2 separate regions of the Homo sapiens genome follow, and region 2 is linked to region 1. Evidence: chromatin contacts called from ENCODE Hi-C or POLR2A ChIA-PET data. All regions are on one chromosome and are shown on one strand. The core of a region is the stretch at or near the end of the contact, and the rest is flanking DNA. Distances in the headings are between cores, read along the strand shown.

What was found. A loop is a pair of places that touch in the nucleus more often than their neighbours do. ChIA-PET counts read pairs that join two places held with the same protein, here RNA polymerase II (POLR2A). Pooled maps may share reads with other maps.
Region 2: a map of gastrocnemius medialis shows a loop between it and region 1 (11-fold over the local background). The contact joins the enhancer-like site here to the promoter of SLTM in region 1. A Hi-C loop is called at or near these places in 5 of 168 maps with a recorded cell type or tissue (PC-9, ascending aorta, chondrocyte and 2 more), 2 of 37 single-sample maps with no recorded cell type and 15 of 50 pooled maps. POLR2A ChIA-PET finds 5 or more read pairs at or near these places in 1 of 52 experiments (IMR-90).

The regions. Positions count from the first base shown.
Region 1 is chr15:58,929,182-58,936,069 of GRCh38, forward strand. It overlaps SLTM (SAFB like transcription modulator), which reads right to left and starts at 4,498. Exons shown (of 21, transcript NM_024755.4): 1 at 4,223-4,498; 2 at 3,175-3,262. The coding sequence starts at 4,384. RefSeq lists silencers at 3,855-4,114, 4,485-4,664 and enhancers at 4,165-4,404, 4,695-4,834, 4,855-4,944.
Region 2 is chr15:58,328,135-58,335,022 of GRCh38, forward strand. No RefSeq gene overlaps it. Among named protein-coding and RNA genes, the nearest start is that of LIPC, 100 kb to the right of the region's middle. RefSeq lists enhancers at 3,740-4,939, 4,096-4,390. Within about 2 kb of position 4,142, at least 36 of the 41 ENCODE cell types and tissues checked have a DNase peak (open chromatin) inside an H3K27ac peak, as active enhancers do; they include IMR-90, PC-9, ascending aorta and 2 more, where a contact is called at or near this core.

The DNA.
Region 1 (6,888 bases), core at 3,248-5,747:
TATCAGCCAGGTGCGGTGGCTCACTTTGGGAGGCCGAGGCGGGAGGATTACCTGAGGTTGGGAGTTCAAGACAAGCCTGACCAACTGGAGAAACCCGTCTCTACTAAAAATACAAAATTAGTTTGGAGTGGTGGCGCATGCCTGTAATCTCAGCTACTCGGGAGGCTGAGGCAGGAGAATCGCTTGAAACCGGGAGGCGGAGGTTGCAGTGAGCCGAGATCACACCATTGCACTCTAGCCTGGGTGACAAGAGCGAAACTCCATCTCAAAAAAAAGAAAAGAAAAGAAAAACGGACATCACATTAAAACAATATTTAATATATCCTTGGTTTTCAAATCTGTTCATTATTGATATTTTAATAAGTTTCCCTATACAAATTTGGTTTCTAAAAGTTATTATTTAAACATCTTAATTCTTTTTTAAAATAGAGATAGGGTCTCACTATGTTGCTCAGGCTGGTCTTGAACTACTGGACTCAAGCGATCCTCCCACCTTGGCCTTTTGGGATTATAGGCATGAGCCACTGCACCCGGCCTAAAATAATCTTATCACTTTGTAAAATGGCAGAGAAAACATCTCTGCCATTTTAGAACTCTGCCATTTTAGAAGGCTAGAACTGAGTTGGTATGACGCATTTAAGCAAAACTGGCTCTAAAGATGATCAGTAGCGCTTGGAATTTGAGACAAGAGCATTCTTTAATAAGTAAACTGGGTTCAAAATCTCTCATATTAAAAATAATAAAAATAAAATAATTGAATCAATAAGCATCTTTATTGTAAATTAATTCAAACTGTTTGGAGTTGGAGATTTACATTATATTCTTTGTAATTCACAAGATTTTCATAACAATGATAGCCGGATTTCAAGAAGACTAGAGCTTTTTGTCATGCATCTCTTAGAATGAGGCCTGCTACAAACAAATGATTGAATGTTACAACTTCTTTTTTTTTTGAGATGGGGTCTCATGCTGGACTGCAGTGGAGTGACCTTAGCTCACTGCAACCTCCACCTCCTGGGTTCAAGCGATTCTCCTGTCTCAGCCTCCCCAGCCTCCCGAGTAGCTGGGACTACAGGCACGCGCGCCACCATGCCCAGCTATTTTTTTTTTTTTTTTTTTTGTATTTTTAGTAGAGATGGGGTTTGGCCATGTTGGCCAGGCTGCTCTCGAATTCCCGACCGCAGGTGATCCACCCGCCTCAGCCTCTCAAACTGCTGGGATTACAGGCGTGAGCCACTGCACCCGGCCCCCAAATGTTACAACTTCTAACTGAATACCTTAAGACCTCTTAACATCAGAGTTATGGAATAAAGTTCAAGTATAACCCATACAAAGAAAAAAATTAGCAAACATACTGATAAAAATAAATAATGTTTACTTATTTAAAATGTTGTGGTGGCACATGCCTGTAGTCCCAGCTACCAGGGAGGCTAAGGTGGGAGGGATCACTTAAGCCCAGGAGTTTGAGGCTGCAAAGAGCTAGGCACCACTGCACTCTAGCCTGGGCAACAGAGCAATACCCTATTAAAAAATATATATATATATCATATATGATATATATACACCTATATATAATCTATATATCATATATATAGATATATATACCTGTCATAAAATGTATTGAAAAAACCCTTAAAATTTTATATTGCTGAAATTATTTCTAATAATAAGAGATAAATGATGTTCCTAGTCAAAACTGAAAAAGGGATATACAGAGAAATTAAAAGTAGGTGAGAAAGGAATAAATCATGTTTATTTTCAATGCTAAAATAATAGTCAACTCAAACAACCTGGGACTATGATTAATACACAGTACCTGTCAAACTAGCACAGCATGCTAGGTAAAAGATATGAATCAAAACTACTGCAAGACACATGGTTAATTCCTGATATACTTATTTCTGAATTTCTATCGTTTTCCATTTTGAAATAGCCTCTGGTTTGTTGGCAGTCTTCTCATGACAAGCTTCTTTAAATACAGAAAATGTATCTCTCAAAGTGATACACTGAGTCAGAGTTATCTTAAAAGCTACCTTTAAGATAACTTTTTTACTTCTCTAAACTACATCCCCACCTCTCCCAGGGAATGCTTATTAGCCCTTTTCAATTTCCTTTGGCACAAACAGGGGACTCTCCTAACCTAGGAAGACTTAAAATAGTGAGTTGTCCTCATCTCTGATACCCAGGTGTGCTTAAGATCAAAATTTAATATTCCCTTTTCAATATTAATCCATTCATTTTATTTTAGTTGCAATCATTCAGTGGTTGGGAGTAACACTTGGATCACTTAAAGCAGTAAAGAAAATTAGATTACAAAAAATGCAGCAGCTGTTCATGACAAACTCTGCATGAAAATTGTAGGTAAAGACCAGAATCCAGATATATCATGTCCACCCTCTGCCACTGTCCTTATAGGAGGGAGAAATTTGCAGTTATTCAAATAAAGGTTTCATTTACCAAGAAGCTTTAAAAAATACCTAAGTTCCATTCATACTGCAAAACGTTCATTTAAAACCACTTTTAGCTAGTCACTAAATCATTATATCCTAGAAATAAATATATTTTGCTCTAGCTTAAAAGTTAAAAATAAGAATCTTTAACATCCCTATAATTTAAAACTTTTTTAAGCTAATTAATCATGGATTTTTCCCTCTACCTTGTTAGTATGATTGGTGAGGTCTTTTTGAATTTCACTAAAAATTAGGAGGTATAATGGCATAAATGCAAATTAAGTTCACCAAGTCAAACAAAGTACTAAACATAAAGGTTATAGAATTTTAATATACTAAAGAAAACAGCAAGGAGGCAAGGTAAAAGATTTGGTAGGAATTCCATCAAAACTCTGCCAATTGTGGGGCAAGGTAGACATGTGTTAAACTGTATTTTATTCAGGTCTTCACACTATGAAGCATCATTACACAACTTGACTTTGTAATTTTTTCCGGAAGCAATAAAGAACTGTTCTCACTTTCTAATCAGCTTCAGCCGAATCTTAAGGGCTACAAGTCACCCAAAGCCTGGCAACAGTAACTTTTCTTCCTTGACCCAAGAAGGCAGACTGCCAGAGGGAAATAGCAAAGAGTAGCACTATATAAACAGGGCAAGAGGCACAAGAGCAGAGGCAAGTTATATAACCAAAATATATTTTAAAACATGTTCATAACTCGTAACAACCTTTGCCTTTAGTTGGTTTCTTGTTTGGAGTATCAGTTGAAACAGTTAATTCAATATTATCTGGATCGCCTCCTTCCTCTTCAATAGCCTACATTAGAAAGAGAAGTTAATATGCTACACAATCTATCTAAACTTATTTTATAAAAACGAAATGAAAAAAAATTTAGCAAACCTCAAGCCTCAAGACATTAGAATTGCCAGTCATTTCATCAACCGACTTCAAAAATGAGCAATTAAACTACACGAAAGAGTGAGAGAAACTTTCAGGGGAAAAAAATCATTAGGTATCAAAATCGCAAGGAGTTTTAAATTCTACCGTGTCAAGATAATTAAATATCACATCATACTGGCCAAAAATCCAAATATGTTCTATTGCAGAAAAGTTGCTAGCTACTAAAGTAAATAACTAAAAAGAGTTTTCCTAGTTTCTGTAATGCAAACTTACTGCTCCTCTGCTACAATTCCAACGCTCACTCAAACCAGAAAGCTAATCAGGAAAGAAAAAGTAATTATTGCGCTGATGCAAAAACTAAAAGCCTAGTGGAAAACAAAAACTCTGTCACCCACCCATCAACTCCCACTACCAATTCCCCCTCAAGATGGGGAAGAAACGGTTGGGCACAATTAAACGGTAACTTCGCAGAAGTCACCAAAGTAACCATTCCCTCTGAGGCCAAGAAATGCACACGCTCACCATGGCTAAAGGCTGGGGAGCCAGCGCCTCCCAGGTCTCCGCGATCGCCCTTGGGAGGCCGCGCCGGCCGGCCGCAACCCTCGCAGCCTGGCGGGGACGTCCCGGGGAGGCGGAGGCACGCTGGGCTGCGGTGGCCGGTCCCTCGCAGGCCCGGCCCGGCCCGGGGCGCGGGGCGGGGGCACCGCGGAAGGGTCCCCGTCCTCCACGCTCGCGGGAGCCGCCCCTGGCCTCCCTACCATGCCGTTCCGCAGGTCCCAGCGGCTGCGGGCAGCCGGAGGCTGCGGCGGAAGCGGGGCGCCGAGGCGCGGCCTAAGTTCCCCTTCCCGGTCCTTTCCGGTCCTCGCCGGGCCTCACCTGCTTGAGTCGGGAGATGAGCACGGTCTTGACTCCGGTGATGTCTAAGTTCCGCCGCTTCAGCTCGGACTTCAGATCGATGACCCGCAGATCGGTGATCTTTTTACCTTCCGCCTGACCCGAGGCGGCCGAGGCTGCCACCGCACCGGTAGCGGCAGCCATCTTAGAAGAGCAGCGCGCTGCCGAGGCAGCGAGTGGGCTGCAGGGCGGCGGCAGCAGCGCCAACTTCCACCCAGGCCTCGGCGGCCGCCGGCGCCGCGCAGCGCTGCGCACAATGAGCCGCTGGCCCCTCCCCCGGTCCGCCACCCTAGCGCAACCTGCAGCAGCAGCCGCCAGCACCCGGATGACGGCCGCGCGTGCGCGTTGGCGCAGGGACCGGCAGCGGCGCGCTCGGTCGAGCGGGCCGCGGCCACTTGGGCGGTGCGCTCCCTTGTGTGGACTGGGAGGTCGGGCACGTCCTACCGCAGCAACGTCCGCCGCGCCGCCGTTCTCTCGTCGCTTCGTTAGCCATTTTCTTGCAACGTCTTGAGTCTTGAGCAACAACGATGTGCGGGCACTGAATGACATAGTGCGCGCGTTACTCAACACAAACCGAGGGGGCGCGTGCGCGCGCTGAACCTCTCAAGGAAATACTTTATCAGTTCTGCTGAATAATCGAAAAATTGTCGCCGGTGTGCACCAACGAACTAGGTTCCCCGAGTTCCATTCAAAAGACCTCAAAGCAGTTCTAGGGCTGTTAGTCCAAAGAATAGGAAGGGCTGGCCTTTGACACATGGCTCATTGGCTGTCTCAGGAGAAAACATCATCGCCCTGCCCATGGCAGCTTAGGTTATTCTAGGGCTGCCCTTCCTCACTTGAAAAACAGGAAAACTTCTTTCTTGTTGGCCTCAGGTTTGCTATCCTCCCCGGTAGACCTGATGGCTCAACACGAAATTGTTCAATGAAAGAGAAAACTAGCTTATAAGTACTTGTTGCCGTTATCATATACTGTGTTCACTATTTTGCCCCCCAAAATTTGGGATTCCAAGAACAGTGAGCATCTTCTTATGGAGGATCGGCCTGTACAAGTGAGTACCTATTTGTAATTTTACCTTGTATTATTCATTATCAAAGTGCAAGCATTGATAAAATAAAACGATTCTATAAATTCCATAAGGTGATTATGATGCACAATTAACTATACTGTATTTCCTGGTTTTACAACTTAAATTCCTGAGATCTGACTCACTTTAGGTTACTTTTTCTGATTGGCTCAAAAAAAAGGAAGACTGGACATTATAAAAGAATACCTGACATTAGGGTAGTTCTTTACAGTTTATAAGGCACTTTGACGTACAGTAACCCCCTTAATCCTTCCCAAGTCTGTCAAGTAAATCTCCGTGAGGCTTAGAGAGATTAAATGACTTGCCCATGTTCACACAGCTGGTATGTGGCCGAGCTGTGCTCAAATCCCAGGCTCCTGATTCCAAATCCAGCTCTGTCTCTGCTACAACATTGGATTCACAATAATAGAAGTTTAGAATGCAAGACTCCTTAGAAATCTTCTGGCCCATCACTTGAGGTCAGGAGTTCAAGACCAAACTGGCCAAGATACAGGGTTTAGTAGAAACCCCGTCTCTACAAAAAATACAAAAATTAGCCGGGTGTGGTGGTGAGCACCTGTAATCCCCGCTACTCGGGAGACTGAGGCAGGAGAATCACCTGAACCCGGAAGGCAGGGGTTGCAGTGAGATCCGGCCGCTGCACTCCACCCTGGGCAACAGAGCAAGATCCTGTCTCAAAAAAAAAAAAAAAGTCTGGGTGCTGTGGCTCATGCCTGTAATCCCTGCACTTTGGGAGGCTGAGGTGGGTGGATCACTAGAGGTCAGAAGTTCAAGACCAGCCTGGCCAACATGGTGAATCCCCATCTCTACTAAAAATACAAAAAATTAGCCGGGCATGGTGGTGCATACCTGTAATCCCAGCTACTTGGGAGGCTGGGGCAGAAGAATCGCTTGAACCCAGGAGGCGGAGGTTGTAGTGAGCTGAGATCACGCCATTGCACTCCAGCCTGGGCAACAGAGCTAGACTCCGTCTCAAAAAGAAAAAAAGAAAAAAAAATCTTCTGGCCCAGCCCTCAAGATTTTAAGAGATTTATCTGGGAACTTACAGTTACACTCTCTCTTTTTTTTGTTTTTGTTTTTATTTTTATTCTTTTGACAGGGTCTCACTGTGTCACCCAGACTGGAGTGCAGTGGCGTGATCATGGCTCACTGCAGCCTCAACCTCCCAGGCTCAAGTGATCCTCCCACCTCAGCCTCCTGAATAGCTAGACTACAGGCGCCTGCCACTATGCCTGGCTAATTTTTGTATTTTTTGTAGAGACAGGGTTTCACCACGTTGTTGCCCAGTCTGGTCTCAAACTCCTGGGCTCAAGTGATCCTTCCCCCTCAGCCTCTCAAGTAGCATGCCAGCACACCCAGCTAATTTTTCTTTTCTTTTCTTTTTTTTTTTTTTTTTTTTGTAGAGACAGGGTCTCACTATGTTGCCCAGGCTGGTCTCAAATTCCTGGTCTTACACTATCCTCCTGCTTCAGCCTCCCAAAGTGCTGGGATTACAGACGTGAGCCATCACACCTAGCCCGAACAGGCTTTTAAACCTTTCCTACCTTGAAACATCTTCATTTG
Region 2 (6,888 bases), core at 2,892-5,391, 600 kb before region 1:
TTCCATTGGTCTATAGTCTGCTTTCATACCAGTACCATTCTGTTTTGGTTATTATAGCTTTGTAGTATAGTTTGAGGTCAAGTAATGTGATGTCTCCAATTTTGTTCTTTTTGCTCAAGATTGCTTTAGATATTTAGGGTCTTTTGTGGTTTCATTCAAATTTTATGATTACTTTTTCTATTATTTGAAGAATGCCACTGGTATTTTGATAATGACCACATTAAATCTGTAGATCGGATTTGGGAAGTGTGGTCATTTTCACAATATTCTTCCAATTATAAATATTGGACATCTTTCCATTTTTCTATGTCCTTTCCATTCTTTCATCAGTGTTTTATAATTTCCATTGTAGAGATCTTTCATTTGTTAAATGTATTTCTAGATATTTTATTTATTTATTTGTAACTATTTCAAATGGGATTGCTTTTTAGCTAGTTTATTACAGGTGTATAGAGATGCTGGTTTTTTTTGTATAATGATTTTTTTATCTGCAACTTTACTGAATTTACTTATCAGTTCTAAGAGTCTTTTGGTGGAGTACTTAGGTTTTTCTATATAGGAGATCCTGTCATCTAAGGATCTGAATACACATTTATCAAAAGAAGACATAGAAATAATTAAAAAGTATATGACAAAATGCTTAGTATCACGAATTATCAGAGAAATACAAATCAAAACCACAATGAGATATCATCTCACCCCAGTTAGAATGGCTACTATGAAAAAGACAAAAAATAACAAATGTCAGTGAGATTGCAGAGAAAAGGGAAGTCTTGTACACTATTGGTGAGAATGTAAATTAGTACAACAATTATGGAAAACAGTACAAAAGTGCCTCAAAAAACTAAAAAATAGAAATACTGTATGATTCAGCAATCCTACTACTGGATTTTTACCCAAAGGAAAGAAAATCTGTATATCAAAGAGATATCTGCACCTTCTTGTTTATTTGCAGCACTATTCACAGTGGCCAATATATGGAATCAACTGTGTTCATCAACAGATAAATAGGTAAGTAAAACGTGAGATACACACACACACACACACACACACACACACACACACACACACACACACACACAATGGGATATTATTCAGCCATAAAGAAGGATGAAATCTCGTCATTCACAGGAACATGGATGAGCTGGGAGGACATTATGTTAGGGAAAAAATGTCAGGCACAGAAGGATAAATATTATGTGTTCTCACTCATACGTGGGAGCTAAAAACATTGAGCTCATAGAAGTAGAAAGTAGAACTGTGGTTCTCTGAGGGTAGGAAGAGTAGGAGGAAGGGGAAAATAGGGAAAGTTTGGTTAATGGACACAAAATTACAGATAGTTAGAAGGGTAAGTTCTGGTGTTCTACAGCACTGTAGGGTGACTGTAGTTAATAAAAATCTATGGTGTATTTTCAGATAGCTAGAAGAAAGAATTTTGAATGTTCCTAACACAAAAAAATGATAATCTTTGAGGTGATGGATATGCTAATTACTCTGATTTGATCAGTATACATTGTATATATGTACAAAATACTCCTGTGTCCCCAATAAATATGTACAATTATTACATGTCAATTTTATGTGTTTAATTAACTAATTAATTAATTAGCTTTAAAAATGAGGAAATGGAAGCTTTGAGAGGGTAAGCAACTTGCCCCAGATCACGCAAGTCGGGAAGGGGCAGGACCTGAAGTCTACCTTCAACCACTATCCTCCTTTTGCCAAAATAAAAAAAAAGACCGGAGAGGCCCCAGGGAACTGTAGCCTGAGCCTGGCCCTGAATGCCCATCCTGGCTCCTGGCCTACAGCTGCCTTCTCAGGCAAGTTCCCCTCTCTGACTGTGACCCAGTTTCTTAATCTGCAAAATGGAGAAAATGTGACGTCCCCTTCCTCGTGCACAAGGTTGGGATGAGGACCAGATGAATCACAGACATAGACATCTGTCAATTGTAAAATATTGTTTGATGGGCCTATAGTCTATGCACTTGTGTCTGAATGAGGAGAAGATACTCCCTGTGGTTGGCCCACGATGATATCAAAGGCAAAGGTCACAATCTTCCAATCAATCTAGCCCAACAACCCAGTTAATCAATTCTACCTCAGACGTACTTCCTTGTGTTTACCTTTCTCTGGGAACATCAGCCCAGCCTAGTTCCCAACCCCTGCCAGACCTGTTCTCCCCCAGCTGAGGCCACCAGATCTGTGCCTGCAGGCCAACCCCCTCCCTGCTGGGCTGGCCCTAACCGAATGCCCAGTGTGGGAAATTGAATCCTTATCCTGTTCCACCACTTTAGAACTAGAAACTGCCTTGTTCTTGGCAGAACTCCGCCTCATTGCCGGGACTGGGGTCTGGCCAGAGGCAGAAGCCTGAAATCTGATGCTGCTCCCCAGCTTTGGACTTCTGAGAATCATCCAGCCCCGAGAATTTCTGGCCACCGAACCCTGTCCACTGTCCTATCTGCAGCCTGAGGCTGACTACCTGCTTAGACAGTCCGCTTTTCTTAAAAGCACAAACCTACCTGCTCCTGTGTGCTGCTCCCCAGGCTACTCATCATCCAGCAGCCTTAGCTGGGCTCCCCCACCCCCTGTGTAACACCTGGACATCCACCAGTGCCTGCCCCCTCCAAAGCCTTTTTTTTTTTTTCTACATCCTTCTTTCATATGTACACATTTCCCAAGATTTCACACTGATGTAAATTCTCTTTTCCGGATATTCTGTCCTTTGGCAATCTCACCCACTTCTGGGGTTTCAAGTAGCAGCCTAGGAGGAAGAGGCCCATGAATATAAGGGTCATTTTCAAGTTAAAATCACCAGAGCCCAAGACTAATGGGCAGGAGAGGGAGGAGACAAGGTGGGAGTTGAGAAAAAAGCTGAGCCCCGAGGAAGCTGGCCCCTCCCCACAGCTGCTAAGAGAAAGACCCAGGCTCAGTCATCTCTGAATCCTCCCAGCCTTGGCTGCACTGCCACGTATAGATGGGTACAGAGTCTTTGCTGGATGAATGAGTGAATAAATGAATGGCTGCATAAACAAGTTGCTACTTACCTCTCTGGATCCTAGTGCATTTACTGAAGCTGTCCTCCCTCCTGAAGTGGGGCATACACGAGGCCAGGAGAAGGGGTTAAAGCCAACCAAGTCCAGGGAGAAACCCCTAGATTTCCTGCAGGATTTGCACAGGAACGTGTTGCAAGGTGTCTCCTCCGAGAATTCACTGAGTCCCTTCAGGAGACCCACAGAGCATAGAATGGGCCCCCAGACTTTGGAGCAGCACCCGGCTCCTACTGTCTCCCTAGGAGACCGTGGGTCCCACCAGCTTTTATTTTCTATTCAGCAACACTATTGCCTATGTTTATGGATAGGACTGTGTTGAGCAAGAGTTGACCTTTATTATCTTAATTCAATCTTCCCAAAGACCTTCTGAGATAGGTACTTTTATTTTCTTCATTTTACAGATAAGGAAATTGAGGTTTAACTATGATCCCATAGCTAATAAAAGTGACAGAACCGGGTTTTTTTCTTTTTACTGAAATGGTATTATTTCATCAGAATTTGCCCACATGCTCAACACTGCTGGAATGTGTTATTTTGAAATCTGACAATGAACTACAGAATGGTAAAAGCGGAAGAGCCTTTGAGACAAATTAGTCTAGCCCAGAGTAGGGAAGAAAAAGAGAGGGAGGCTCAGCCTGCAGGCTGCAAACCCTCCCCTCCCTGTTTGTCCTGCTCCTAAAATAAAACAGAACAAAAGACAGGAAAGTCACTAGATTAGAGAATTCAGCATCTCCCTCCTAATTCCCTGTGATGTGATAATTCTAAGACCCACTTCCTGGAGCAAGAAGAAGCTAAGATCCCTCAGCCTGGCTGATGTGGTTTTGAAAGTGGAAGAGGGCAGGAAGTGTTGTGGTCACTCCCACCCAGCTGTGGGCCTCTTCCCAGAGCCCTCCTCACCAGATGCTGCAAACTCAGACTGCAAATCCAGAAGCCTGCAGCCTTCCGGGGATTGGCTCCCTGCGAAGATAACCCTGTCCTTCAACAAACCCTCGCTTCCTATTTGCATTCCTAATTGGCATCTTCTATTGCTTTTCCTGGTGACTTCATTTTTCACTCTTGGCTAAAAATGGGTCTCTGATGATTTATTCTATCCTGGGTGTTGACAAGCTGAAGAAGTTGTGTGGGGCCTGCTGCCAGTAACCCTGGGTGACGAAGCGTGACTCACCACTCCGAGGTCAGTGGGGGGATGGAAGGCAGGGGAGTCAGCTGACAAGATCTGCTGCTTTGTCACCAGGCCTTCTGCCCTCTTCCATGAGGCAGCTACACTCTAGGAAATGTGAGACGCCCCAGAGCCCTGTGAAGGAGACAGGACAGGCAGCCCACAGGTCTGTCACATCTCAAGGCTGATTCTCTGTTTTGTTTCCCACCCCCAGTGCCAAATGCTAAGCTGCGTTTCAGAGACAGCTCTAAAAGGGAACAAGTACCCAGCCTTCCCTGAATCCCCCAGTCATATTTTCACATACACACAAAGGAGCCTTAGAGATCATTTAAATCAATCTTCTCATTTTCTGGAAAAGAATTTGAGGCCCAGAGAGGTCAAGCAACATGACCAAGGTCATAAAGTGAATTAGAGGTGGAACTGGGAATAGAACCTGGGTCTTCTGTCTCCCAGGCCCTCTGCACTGTCTACTCACCACACTATCAGGAGAATCAGACTTGTGCTGCTGAGTGAATGGGGCCAACTCTCTCCTCCATGAATGGAGGCAACAAGGGCAACCTTTAAGGAGAGATGACTGCTGGAATTTCAGCTCTGCCCTTTGTTCTTCTCTCAGAGGGGTTCTGTGTTTGGCAGACTGTCCCCCCTCTACCTGCAGGGATCCCTGCAGTCCTGGGGGATTGGGGTTAAGCTTTCTCTCTCCCAGAAAACATAGATCACTCTGAAGGCAGTTACAAACTGAGGATGATCCACAGATTATTTCTTGGCTAAGACAAGAGGAAGTTGTCTTAAATAAACCAGTATGAGAGTTTATTGCATTCCATCTGGGTGCTTGATGATCCCATGTCCCTTTTTCTCTCTGTTGACTTTCTAAGTAAACAATTTGTTAGCTCAGAGATGACTCAAATTCATAGAATCAGTAAATGAGAAAGGACTACAAAGTTCCCCTAGTCTGAACCCCCTACACTCAGCCAGTAACCACCTCTACAACATTTCTAGATTGACACTACCCTCAGCTTGAATGCTGAGAAGGATGAACAACTCTTCCTCCCTCAGTGATAGCCCCTTTTTTGCAGGATAGACCTAAGCAGTAGGCGTCAGCCATTCTGTGATGCCAGTTTTGCCCTTTAGGTCAAAATAAAGCAAGTATTTTCTCTTCTTTGCACCACAACTTGTGTCTTTGCTCATGACTTACAGGACAAGCTAAAACAGACAAAACCATTCTTGACCCTCAAAGGCTGAGTGTCCCACTGGTGGGCTAGACAGGGCTCTTACTCAGTTTTGTGTTACCACATGATTACCATGAGTCTTTACAAAACCCTTGCCCACCTCCCCTAGAGAAATTGAGTAAGGAAGAATGATGAGTGCCAAACCTGTCCATTTGCTTCTTGCCAGCAATTCCGGTGAAAGGTCTGACTGAGGAAGAGGCTGAACCCATCTGAGGTATTCTATAATTAGCGTCTTTCTTCCTCTCCCACTTACCATTAAGGTAGACCAGGATATTCATGAAAAATTCCTCATTTGCCATTTCATTCCTTTTGGAAACCACATGTGAATTTCATTCAGTTAAAAAAAGTCAATTCCTTACCCGACACCAGGTAGCATTCTAAAGGATATAACAGTGAATGAAACAGAGGAAGCCCTACCCTCATGAAGCTTATGTTTTAATAAGGAAGACTACCATCAACTAATAGTTAAACATTATAATATCGAGAACTTATATGTACTATGAAGGAAAACAAAGCAAGGAGAGGGCAAAAGGTGATGGAGCTGCTATTGGCGAAGGCAGGCCTAGGAGGAGACATCGATTGAGCAGAGACTGGAGTGGAGTGAAGGATTCCTCCTTGGAAATGTCTGCAGGAAGTGCTGTAAGAGGAAATAACTGCAAGAAAGCCCTGAATGTTGTGCGAACGGGATCAACTAGAATGAGTTTCAGACGACTTTTCATAGGTAGATATGATTTTCAAGCCAAATTTTTCTGATAGCTGAGAAAATTCAACATGGCATTACCTGCCTTTGAAATTCTTTAGCATTCCAGAAATCAGGTGGGACCATCAGGATATGAACAAAGTGGTCAAACAATCTTACCTTTGTGAAACACTGTCTCACATGTTATCCTTTTTAATGATCACAACAACCTCACAAGGTGGATATCATTATCCATAACAAACTGAGGCTGAAGTAAGTGAAGTGTCTAGAGAGTGGCAGAGCCAAGACTAATAGAATCTGGTGTTGTGACTCTGGTCAGTACATTGGTTTACATAAGTACCCAGTTTCTTCACCAAATCACATAGTGTGGAGAAAAACACAAGGACATATGGGCTTGTAAATTTAACCTCAAATCTGAAACAATATCCAATATTGGAGATCAATATTTCTCTGATGGTGTGGCAGTGCACCATTTAGCTCTCTTCCAAGAGGAAATGCCAAAGGGAGCAGAGTTGACTGCCAGCCCCAGTTAGCATCCTTGGGGCCTGCCTCCCTATTGGTATCAAGGCCACACCTCCCCTGGGCTGCTTGTGGTGGGAACAAGTGCTAGCCCCTTCCTGCTGGACATAGGCTGCCTGCAACAAGCAGCCTTTGCATTCAGGGACTCCTGTGGACCTGGCCAGGATTCTCTGAGGAATGTGCTGCAGTCCGAGGAGCTCTGCCCAGTTCTTCCTTCCCTCTCTCCTTTCACAG